Regions from separate parts of the Homo sapiens genome. Here all the other regions are linked to region 1. A link is a contact called in ENCODE Hi-C or POLR2A ChIA-PET data. All regions are on one chromosome and are shown on one strand. Each heading gives the region's core, a stretch centred on a gene start or an enhancer-like site at or near the end of the contact. The rest is flanking DNA. Distances are from core to core; before and after follow the strand shown. Region 1 overlaps ZZEF1 (zinc finger ZZ-type and EF-hand domain containing 1). Region 2 has its middle 29 kb from the start of UBE2G1. Region 3 overlaps ITGAE (integrin subunit alpha E).

Region 1 (3,254 bases), core at 354-2,853:
GATGCCTGAAGACAGGTTTCCACAGTGGGGAGCTTAGGACTAATGCCATTTTTGCCTGAGGTACTACCATGTTACTTCCTAACTCTAGAAAGAGAAGAAGACATATGACAGTTCTATTTTTGCCTTAATATATTGAGAATCTTTGAAATGAGAAAGAAAAGGTTAAAAAAAACCATGGATACTATTAAAACTTAGAGAAAGTTTACCCACATACCAGAATGTAATTGTGATACTTTGTAAACACATACCACAGATTAAGCTAAACCACCAAGTCCTGAAATACTGCTGCTCTGTGGAACAACTTCAGTTACAAGGTACCTTGGAAATGACTAATCTGTTTATAGTAAGCTGAAAATAGGATATGAACCATTTCTGGCATATAACACGAGGCCATTCAGGAACATTTAATTATGGAAAAACATTCACAATTTGTAAACTTAATTCTGTAGCAAATAATAAATATCCAGCATAGATGTGTTTAGAATAGGCAAAGAGAAAAGAATAGGTGGAAATAAAAATGCTAATAGCTATTTCTTTCTTTCTTGGAGAAATATTAAAAAAATCAGTTACTTCTGAGTGTTAGGATTAAGGATGATTCTATTTTCCTTTGTTTTTTTCCACTATGTAATTTTTCTATATTTTACTTCTAAAACTGGAAAAACTCAAGAAATGATCAAGAAATAAAATACAGTAGAAAGTTTTATTCTGTAATTCTTGTTCCCTGGAAGAATTAAATAAACAATTATACTGAACACATCTTTTTCCTTTTGTTTTAAGAGACAAGAGTCTCTCTCTGTTACCCAGACTGGAGTGCAGCAGTATGATCACAGCTCACTGCATGCAGCCTCTAACTCCTGGGCTCAAGTGATCCTCCTGCCTCAGCCTCCCAAGTAGCTGAGACAAAAGGCATATGCCACCACACCTGGCTAATTTTTACATTTTTTTTGGTAAAGATAGGGATCTCACTATGCTGCCCAGGCTGGTTTCAAACTCCTGGGATCAAGAAATCCTCCCACCTTGGCCTCCTAAAGTGCTGGGATTACCAGCATGAGCCACCTTGCTCAGCCCTGAATGAATCACTTTAAAACAAAATCCATAGTCACATATCTACATATATTTACATAAATATTCACATATTTAAAGGATATGCAATCAACTTATTCTATACTCCTGCCTTTTGGTTGGACTATACCTACACCTACTTGCAAAAAAATGACAATGTTGCCAAAAAAAAAAGCTGTTATCCTCCATAGACAGAGAACCCATGGCAGCCTTCCTGCTATGTTCCAAAGTCTAAGGCAAAAAGCTTCGTGACAATGGTATTGAGTGGACACTTTATTCTTTCGGTTTAAAGGAAACTGAAAAGGCGTATTATTAACCCCCTGCCATTACGTGGAAACGACCTACAAGAGGGCAAGCGCGCATCTTGCACTTCACCGTGGTTGTAAGAAGGGAAAGCACAGGGATGTGCACTTACGGCGCACAGACTTGAGCGCCATGCACTGGGAAGCCAGGCGTCCCATCAGCCGGGAGACGAGGAGCTGTAAATCCAGCCCCCAAGACACGGCAACATCGGGCAGCCCACAGGCAGTGACAGTGAATTTGTAGCCCCATTCGTTGTGACTGCTGTCAGAGTGAAAGAGGAACTGCAACCGAGGACCGGCCTTGAAGGTCACTTTCTAGAGACAAACAGAAATCATGTGGTCAGACAGATTAGAGGAGGAGTGCTTCAGAAATCAGCATGCTCTTCATGACGAGAAACATCTCAGTTTAAAATTGATCTCTATTTCCACATGTCCAAAATGACTAACGGAGAAATGTACAAAGGGGTGACGGAAACAGACCATTCACAGCCACACCCCATGAAGAAGGAGAGTTGGCAGAATACTGCTGCTCAGCTTTCTACACCTGGGGTGACCATCTGTCCACTACCGACTCAGCCAGTGGTCACATTTCCATGCCTCTGCTCCTGCCAAGACCACTGACCATGGAGAGAAGGTCAACAGTCTGAGGCAGTACTAAACCTCCAGCCCAAGAGCTCAAGCAGCTCTAACTGTGAGGCAGACTCTTGGCTTCCATCACATGGTCTGGGCCATCCTCCTAGACCCACCAGCACTTCTTGCTAAGGATGAAGGCTCTTCATTTACTCTAGACAACGCTGTCTGCTGCAACTACTCAACTCTGCCACTGCAGTGCCAAAGCAGCTATAAATGATAAACAGGCATGGCTGTGTTCCAAAAAAATTTGTTTACAAAACAGGTGACAGACTATAGCTGGTCAAACTCTGATATAAATCCTTCCTTTCACAAACGTGTAACATAAATGCCTCCCTTCAAAGACCTTACCTCTACTGCCCCCTGAAGGCTGACAAAAGGAAAAGCATTGGTGCAGAAGTAGGTACCTCTTTCTGGGACTATCACTCACCTTGGGCCATTTATCAGTGCCAACTTTTGTGTCATAGCGTGTTTTCCGACCTCTAGCGTCGGTAAATTCCAGATAATCATACCTGTGAAGGCATAACCTCTATTAGCTTCCTTCTCTCATTGCTGACCTATTAGCGCTTGGGGGTGAAAGAATATAGAAGTCTTACCTTTTTTCAGTTTCACACCTGTCATCGAATTCCACTTCAAAATAGGTTGCCCCTGGGCTAACAAAGACGGATACCTCATGGCAATTATTTTCATAGTTGTGGGCAGATTCCTTCGTCCACGTATGTAACACCACAGGCTGTTCCTGTTGCCAGGTCTCAACATCCAGCTATGATAACAAATGAGCCAGGGGAAAGAAAGGTTCTATCACTAGACACCTAGCCACATGCAGCAGACTGTTTCTCTATCAGTGCTCCAGGCAGATGGCCTTGACAGCCCTGCACAAACCAGCAGGCAGGCTCGAAGACAAACCTGACATTCCCATCTTCACACAGATCAACACACGTCCACCACGCAGCCGAGGAGATGTGCTTTTATTACACACAAAAACTCCATGACCAGCTTGTACCTTTTCGCTATGACAGAACTACTTACAAATCATTACCAGTGTGAATTCCCAGTGGAAAAAGTACTGAATGAGGAGTTTAAAGACCTCACATTCCTACCTGGGACACTGGCAAATCTGGATCTACTCTCCCTTCCTCTCCTACCCTTTTCTTTTGAGCGGGGGGTTGGGGGGGGGCCTTTGGTTTTTTACCTGTTAAATATAAATGCCTTTTCTACTGCCACAGAGTTGTGCTCTGTGGCACACAAAAGACACACAAG
Region 2 (3,254 bases), core at 429-2,928, 320 kb after region 1:
GTGTGTCCTGCTCCTGGCTTCCTGTAATCTGGTTCCTTGGAGGCTAATTAACACAGAGCTAGCTTTGCTCCAGGTTTCCCACCTTGGTGTAGCTCCTTCCATGCTGTCTCTTGGCTCAGGGATGGATGGGTTGGGGAGCGGGCTCCTGACTGATGGAGGGGGTAGTATGTAGGCTGGAGGCTGGAGAGCTGGGTCCAGCTAAGCCTAGCCCCCATCCAGGCTTCCAGAGTGTGTTTGCTGCTGGCTTGAGATCAGCAGGTAGTGAACCAGGCCAGGAGGTCATTGCCCTCTCCAGGCCTTGGTATTCTAGATCCTTCTCCTCCTTTGGCCCATCTTCCTTCCTTCCTTCCTTCTTTCCTTCCTTCCTTCCTTCCTTCCTTCCTTCCTTCCTTCCTTCCTTCCTTCCTTCCTGCCTTCCTTCCTTCCTTCCTTTTTTCTTTCTTTCTCTCTCTCTGTCTCTCTCTCTCTCTCTTTCTCTTTCTTTCTTTCTTTCTTTCTTTGAGACAGAGTCTCACACTGACACCCAGGCTGGAGTGCAGTAGCGCAATCTCAGCTCACTGTAACCTCCGCCTCTCAGGTTCAAAGGATTCTCCTGCCTCAGCCTCCCTGGCCCATGTTTATTCCAGTGGCTCTTGCCCTCTCTCTCCCACAGTTGCCAATCCCAAATGAAGATATCTCTCAGGGGCAGCAAGAACCCCCATTCTAAGCACTTTAACCTCTTTTCTTAGGATAGCCAGATAAAATACAGTAACACTCAGTTACCAGCCTGGACAACACGGCGAAACCCCATCTGTACCAAAAATTTTTAAAAAAGCAACAAGTAGCTGGGAATGGTGGCTTGCACCTGTAGTCCTACCTACTTGGGAGGCTGAGGTGGGAGGATCACCTGACCCCAGGAGGTCGAGGCTGCAGTGAACCATGATTACACCACTGCACTCTAGCCTGGGTGACAGGGTAAAACCCTGTCTCAAAAAGAAAAAAAGAAAGAAAGAGAAAAAGGACACTTAGTTAAATTTAATTTCAGATAAGGAATTATTATTATTATTATTGTTATTAGAAACAGAGTCTCGCTCTGTTGCCCAGGCTGGAGTGCAGTGGCACGATTGAGGCTCACTGCAACCTCTGCCTCCCGGGTTCAAGCAATTCTCGTTCCTCAGCCTCCCAAGTAGGTGGCAGTACAGATGTGCAGCACCACACCGGTCAATTTTGGTATTTTTAGTAGAGATAGGATTTTGCCATGTTTGCCAGGCTGGTCTCGAACTCCTGGCCTCAGGTGATCTGCCCGCCTTGGGCTCCCAAAGTGCTGGGATTACAGGCGTGAGCCATCACGCCCGACTAATTTTTCAGTATAAGTATATTCCAAATACTGCATGGGATATAATTATACAACAAAATTTAGCTGCTTATTTGAAATTCAAATTTAACCGTGTGCATGTATTTTTATTTGCGAAATCTGGCAGCCTTGCCCGTTCTTCCGTAGCAGTTCCAGACAGCCACGGCCACCTGGTCCTGGTCCTCGGGAGTACCGACACAACTGCCACCCTAAAGGGCACCAGGAACTCTACCTCCATCAGCTCGCAGATGGTCACCGTGGCAGCTGTCTCTAAGGAGGGTGTTCACTCCTCTTCCACAGATGACAAAACTGAGACTCCAAGAAGCCAAGTGACTTGTGTAAGGACAAACGGTAACCAAGGCGCAGGGGAAGCAGCCAGCCTTTGCCAGTCTGACTCCAAAGTTCAAGTTCTATGTACACCCCAGGTAGCTTGGCAAACCACCCACTTCTCGAACAGGAAGGCCTCAACCCTGCCGTTCACAAAGGAGGAAAAAGACAGTGTGTGCAGGCCCCCAGGCACAGGACAGACAAGATTCGGTGCTAGAATATTCAAAGTGATTTTGAAACCCAGCGCCTCTTAGTAATAACAATACCAGTTTCGGTCATTTGCATAACTTTCTACCGTTAACAAAAGGTATCCCCAGCAGTTAATTACAATGACAAAGAAGGCACAAGGAGGCCGGGGCGGTGGTTCACGCCTGTAATCCCAGCACTTTGGGAGGCCGAGGCAAGTGGATCACCTGAGGTTAGGAGCTCAGCCTGGCCAACATGGTGAAACCCCATCTCTACTAAAAGTACAAAAAATTAGCCGGGTGTGGTGGCACATGCCTGTAATCTCAGCTACTCGGGAGCTGAGGCAGGAGAATCGCTGCAATCCGGGAGGCGGAGGTTGCAGTGAGCTGAGATCGCGCCACTGCACTCCAGCCTGGGCAACAAGAGCGAGACTCCGTCTCAAAAAACAAAACAAAACAAACAAACAAAAAAAGAAGGCAGATGGGAGAGAGAATGGTCTGTAGGATCCCTCTGCAGACCCTGGGACGTTTCCTGTGCTCCCACTGGACATGGCTGGGGTGGGTGGGTGGGTGCTGGGCAGATCCTTCTGGGCCAACTTCCAGGAGCTTCTAGATGAGGGTCCTGAAGTCACAGGCTCTGAGCGTGGGTCTGGGCAGCGCACAGAGGGCTTGGGTCCCAGTGGCCAGTTCCAGCTCTGCCTGCAGGACCCCAGTGTTGGCGAACATGCCATCGGTTACAGTTCCTGACACCACCTGCTGGACTGGATTCCAGGCGGTGTAAACCAGTCTCTGCTCTCAGGGAGGGTCTGAAAGACGACGGATCCTTTGAGGGAGGGAACTGGGAGCCCAGGCCCTCAAGATGGGTTAGGAGTAAACTGGAGGGGAGGGGCTTGGGACACCTGCCGGGGGAGTCCAGGGTGGGGTAAGACGCTGGAGAAAATATGATCAAAATGAGACTTATGTAAATCAAATCTCGTTTGGTTGCAGATCTTTTACTGCTGTTTTGATCTGCCATTGGCAGAGACTGCTGACTACTTGGGCTTTTGAGTTTTTCTTCCCCTTTTTACGTGCCATGTGGGGCAGGGGGCGGGAGGAGGTGGGGTGCCCTTTAGGCCACCAGGTTTTGTTTTTGTTTTTTGAGACAGAGTCTCGCTCTGTTGCCCAGGCTGGAGTGCAATGGCGTGATCTTGGCTCACTGCAACCTCCACTTCCCGGGTTCAAGCGATTCTCTTGCCTCAGCCTCCTGAGTAGCTGGGACTACAGGTGCGTGCCACCATGCCCGGCTAATTTTTTTTGTGTGTGTGTGTTTTTAGTAGAGATGGGGTTTCACCGTGTTAGCCAGGATGGTCTCGAACTCCTGATCTTGTGATCCGCCCGCCTCGGCCTCCCAAAGTGCTGGGATTACAGGC
Region 3 (3,254 bases), core at 472-2,971, 310 kb before region 1:
GGTCAGCCCTGGTATCAGGGTGGTCAGAGCTACAGTCAGCCCTGGGGTTGGCACCAGGGAGACGCTAGACTCAGCCTCGGGAACAGCATGGCAGTCAGAACTGGTCTCAACACCAGGGTCAACCACGAGGGCTAGCACCAGCCTCCCTAAGGCCCTCCCTCCTCTCGCTCCTGCACTCACCAAAACACCGTGGTGGCTCCGGACAACGGTCACTCCCCGGTGCCTCCCCTTGGGGATGGGGACATGCTCTGAAAAAGTTAAGCCCAGGTGAGGAGGAGGAGGGGACTCTGGGAGGCAGAGACCCGAAGCCAAGGTCAGAGGGCACAGAGCCACCTTGGTCAGGCCCCCATGAGGAACTGTTGGCCACTCAGAGAAGCCTCTAGAAAGCTAGAGCGGGGGCCTTCAAGGTCAGGACTGGACACGTTCAGGGCCGAGTGCCCATCCCCGGGGCTCATTTGCTGACCCTTTCAACACGTGCCCATTGACGTCTGCTCTGTGCCCAGCCTTGTGAGCGTGGTGATGGGCGTCCAGCAACAGCGGATGCCTGCTGCTTTTCCTCAGTGGGTTTGGTCGGGCAGGTGGGTGGAGAAGCACTGCCTGGTGGGTATGTAAGTGCCAAGGAATGTGCAAGATACCGTGGGACTGGCTGTGTGGACCAAGGAACCCCCCAGCCTCACAGACCCATCCTGGGGAATCTTACTGCCCCCAGCCTCAGGGGCAGAAATGGTAGCTCCTTCCTCGTCCTCCCCACTGTCAGCCTCAGGATACTGTCTTATTTTTCAGTCATGGAATCACTCAGTCAACCCTGCTGGACTGAGATTGAGTCTGTTCAACTCAGTGCCTCTCAGACAAGGATTTTTTTTTTTTTTTTTTTTTTTTTTGAGACAGAGTCTTGCTCTGTCGCCCAGGCTGGAGTGCAGTGGCGCAATCTCGGCTCACTGCAAGCTCCGCCTCCCAGGTTCACGCCATTCTCCTGCCTCAGCCTCCTGAGTAGCTGGGACTACGTGTGCCCGTCACCACACCTGGCTAATTTCTTTTTGTATTTTTAGTAGAGACGGGATTTCACCGTGTTAGCTAGGATGGTCTCGATCTCCTGACCCATGATCGGCCCACCTCAGCCTCCCAAAGTGTTGGGATTACAGGCATGAGCCACCGTGCCTGGCAGGATTTTTTTTTTTTAAACAGTCTTGCTCTGTTGCCCAGGCTGGAGTCCAGTGGTGCAATGTCAGCTCACTGTAACCTCCACCTCCTGGGTTCAAGCGATTCTTCTGCCTCAGCCTCCCAAATAGCTGGGATTGTAGGCATGCACCACCACGCCTGGCTGATTTTTGTATTTTTGGTAGAGATGGGGTTTCATCATATTGGCCAGGCTGGTCTCGAACTCTGGACCTCAAATGATCTACCCGCCTTGGCCTCCCAGTGTGCTAAGATTACAGGCGTGAGCCACGGCGCCCAGCCTCAGACAAGACAAGGATTCTATTTATTTATATATATATAGCCAAGAGGTTGTCAGTAAATCTGTGACCTGAGTTTGACTGGGTAGGATGGATAGAGTTTAATGAGTGAATCAGGTTCATTCATTCATTCATTCATTCATTCATTCAAATGGCATTTATTGAGTACCTAATATATGTCAGGCCCCATGCTAGTTACTAGGGTGGCCACAGTTAGACTGAATATGTAGGGGGTGAATTGCACTGAGGTGTGATGACTTGCATCAGGAAGGGCTAGAGTTTCGAATCAGCCACCAACACTAAAAGTGTGAACTTTGTCATACTGGCAACCAAAAGACCTACATTCTCTGAACTGTAGCTTCCTCTCTTATAAATGGCGCGGTTTTGAGGATGAAAACAGAATGACTCAGAGGACTGCCGGGCACAGGGTGGGCACGCAATACGCTGTAGGTATCATTTCTGTTGCTAGGACTGTGTCAGGAAAGGTGGCTGGGGATTAGGATTGGGTTGGGGTGGGACTGGGCATTGGGATGGAATCTTGCTGTGGGTTATGCTGGAGTCTAGGGGTGAACGGGCTGGATGAGGCAGGGCTGGGGTTGGAATGGTTTGAGTTTAGATGAGGGGGATTTTGCTAGAAAGGGGGTCCTGGGGAGCATTCCCTGGAGTTGGGGCTGACTTACCTACAGGATGGCAAAGGATTTCATCCTGGACAAGGGAACATCGATGGAGGGGCCCTGGTGTCCTCTTGGTTCTGGGGCTGGTGACCAGGAGCCTGAGTGGGAGGGGAGGTTGCAAAGCTGAGCTGGCTGATGTTCCTCGTCTTCTCCCTGCCTGCCCAGCACCCTTCCCATTCCAGTTGCCTGCACTCACAAGCTCCCTGTCTGGCCGGCAGATTCCTAGCCCAGACTCTGGATTATGGGGAAGACATTTGCCCAACCTCTGCTTCTACACAGCACCAGGCAGGAAATGGTTAAATGCAACCCCTCTCTGCCTGCTGCCCACCCTGACAAAGAAGGGGTGATACTGATGGTTAATAAAAACTCTGCTCTCTTATGGGGACAGGGATGGGGAGGCCAGAAAACCACCAGCGTTGGGGTTGGTTCTGTTGGGGGCAGTGCTGGCTTCCTCGTGGGCCACCCAGGGGGCCTGCCCTGCCTGGCCTTAGTTCCTGAGAAGAGTACGCTGGTGCCCCTATCCTGTGGGTCAGTCAGAACTGGAGGTTTGGAGGCCGGGCGCGGCGGCTCACGCCTGTAATCCCAGCACTTTGGGAGGCTGAGGCAGGTGGATCATCTGGGGTCAGGACTTTGAGACCAGCCTGATCAATATGGTGAAACCCCGTGTCTACTAAAAATACAAAAATTAGCCGGGCATGGTGGCGTGTGCCTGTAGTCCCAGCTACTCAGGAGGCTGAGGCAGGAGAATTGCTTGAACCTGGGAGGCAGAGGTTGCAGTGAGCGGAGATCACGCCACTGCACTCCAGCCTGGGGGACAGAGTGTGACTTCGTCTCATAAATAAATAAATAAATAAAAGAACTGGAGGTTTGGGGGTGGCTGCCTCAGCCTGATTAAGGCAGCCTCAAGAGCTGCGCCTCCTGACTGCAAACTTCTTGCCCCCACCCAGGCCCAGTCCAGGGAGACGGCAGATTCCAGGGACAGCCTCAACATTCTCACCATCCACGTTACCCAGGAGAACTGGGCTGTCCTGAGACAGACAGTGAGCTCCGGGGGTTGTCATAGGGGATGGTGGGGAGGGGACGAGGGGCTTGGTGGTTAACAGTGAACCAAGTCCAAGGTCTTTCT

Evidence for each region. A loop is a pair of places that touch in the nucleus more often than their neighbours do. ChIA-PET counts read pairs that join two places held with the same protein, here RNA polymerase II (POLR2A). Pooled maps may share reads with other maps.
Region 2: a loop to region 1 is called in a map with no recorded cell type, with 12 times the contacts of the local background. The contact joins two enhancer-like sites. A Hi-C loop is called at or near these places in 13 of 37 single-sample maps with no recorded cell type and 4 of 50 pooled maps. POLR2A ChIA-PET finds 5 or more read pairs at or near these places in 1 of 52 experiments (OCI-LY7).
Region 3: a map with no recorded cell type shows a loop between it and region 1 (11-fold over the local background). The contact joins two enhancer-like sites. A Hi-C loop is called at or near these places in 2 of 37 single-sample maps with no recorded cell type and 3 of 50 pooled maps.

Annotation. Positions count from the first base shown.
Region 1 is chr17:4,072,673-4,075,926 of GRCh38, forward strand. ZZEF1 (zinc finger ZZ-type and EF-hand domain containing 1) reads right to left here. Exons shown (of 55, transcript NM_015113.4): 22 at 2,591-2,757; 23 at 2,425-2,506; 24 at 1,478-1,679; 25 at 1-84. Among named protein-coding and RNA genes, the nearest start is that of ZZEF1, 69 kb to the right of the region's middle. Within about 2 kb of position 1,604, at least 8 of the 41 ENCODE cell types and tissues checked have a DNase peak (open chromatin) inside an H3K27ac peak, as active enhancers do.
Region 2 is chr17:4,394,438-4,397,691 of GRCh38, forward strand. No RefSeq gene overlaps it. Among named protein-coding and RNA genes, the nearest start is that of UBE2G1, 29 kb to the left of the region's middle. RefSeq lists enhancers at 1,257-2,027, 1,611-1,690, 2,028-2,797. Within about 2 kb of position 1,679, at least 6 of the 41 ENCODE cell types and tissues checked have a DNase peak (open chromatin) inside an H3K27ac peak, as active enhancers do.
Region 3 is chr17:3,761,735-3,764,988 of GRCh38, forward strand. It overlaps ITGAE (integrin subunit alpha E), which reads right to left. Exons shown (of 31, transcript NM_002208.5): 3 at 2,135-2,226; 4 at 181-248. Among named protein-coding and RNA genes, the nearest start is that of ITGAE, 38 kb to the right of the region's middle. RefSeq lists an enhancer at 1,945-2,044. Within about 2 kb of position 1,722, at least 4 of the 41 ENCODE cell types and tissues checked have a DNase peak (open chromatin) inside an H3K27ac peak, as active enhancers do.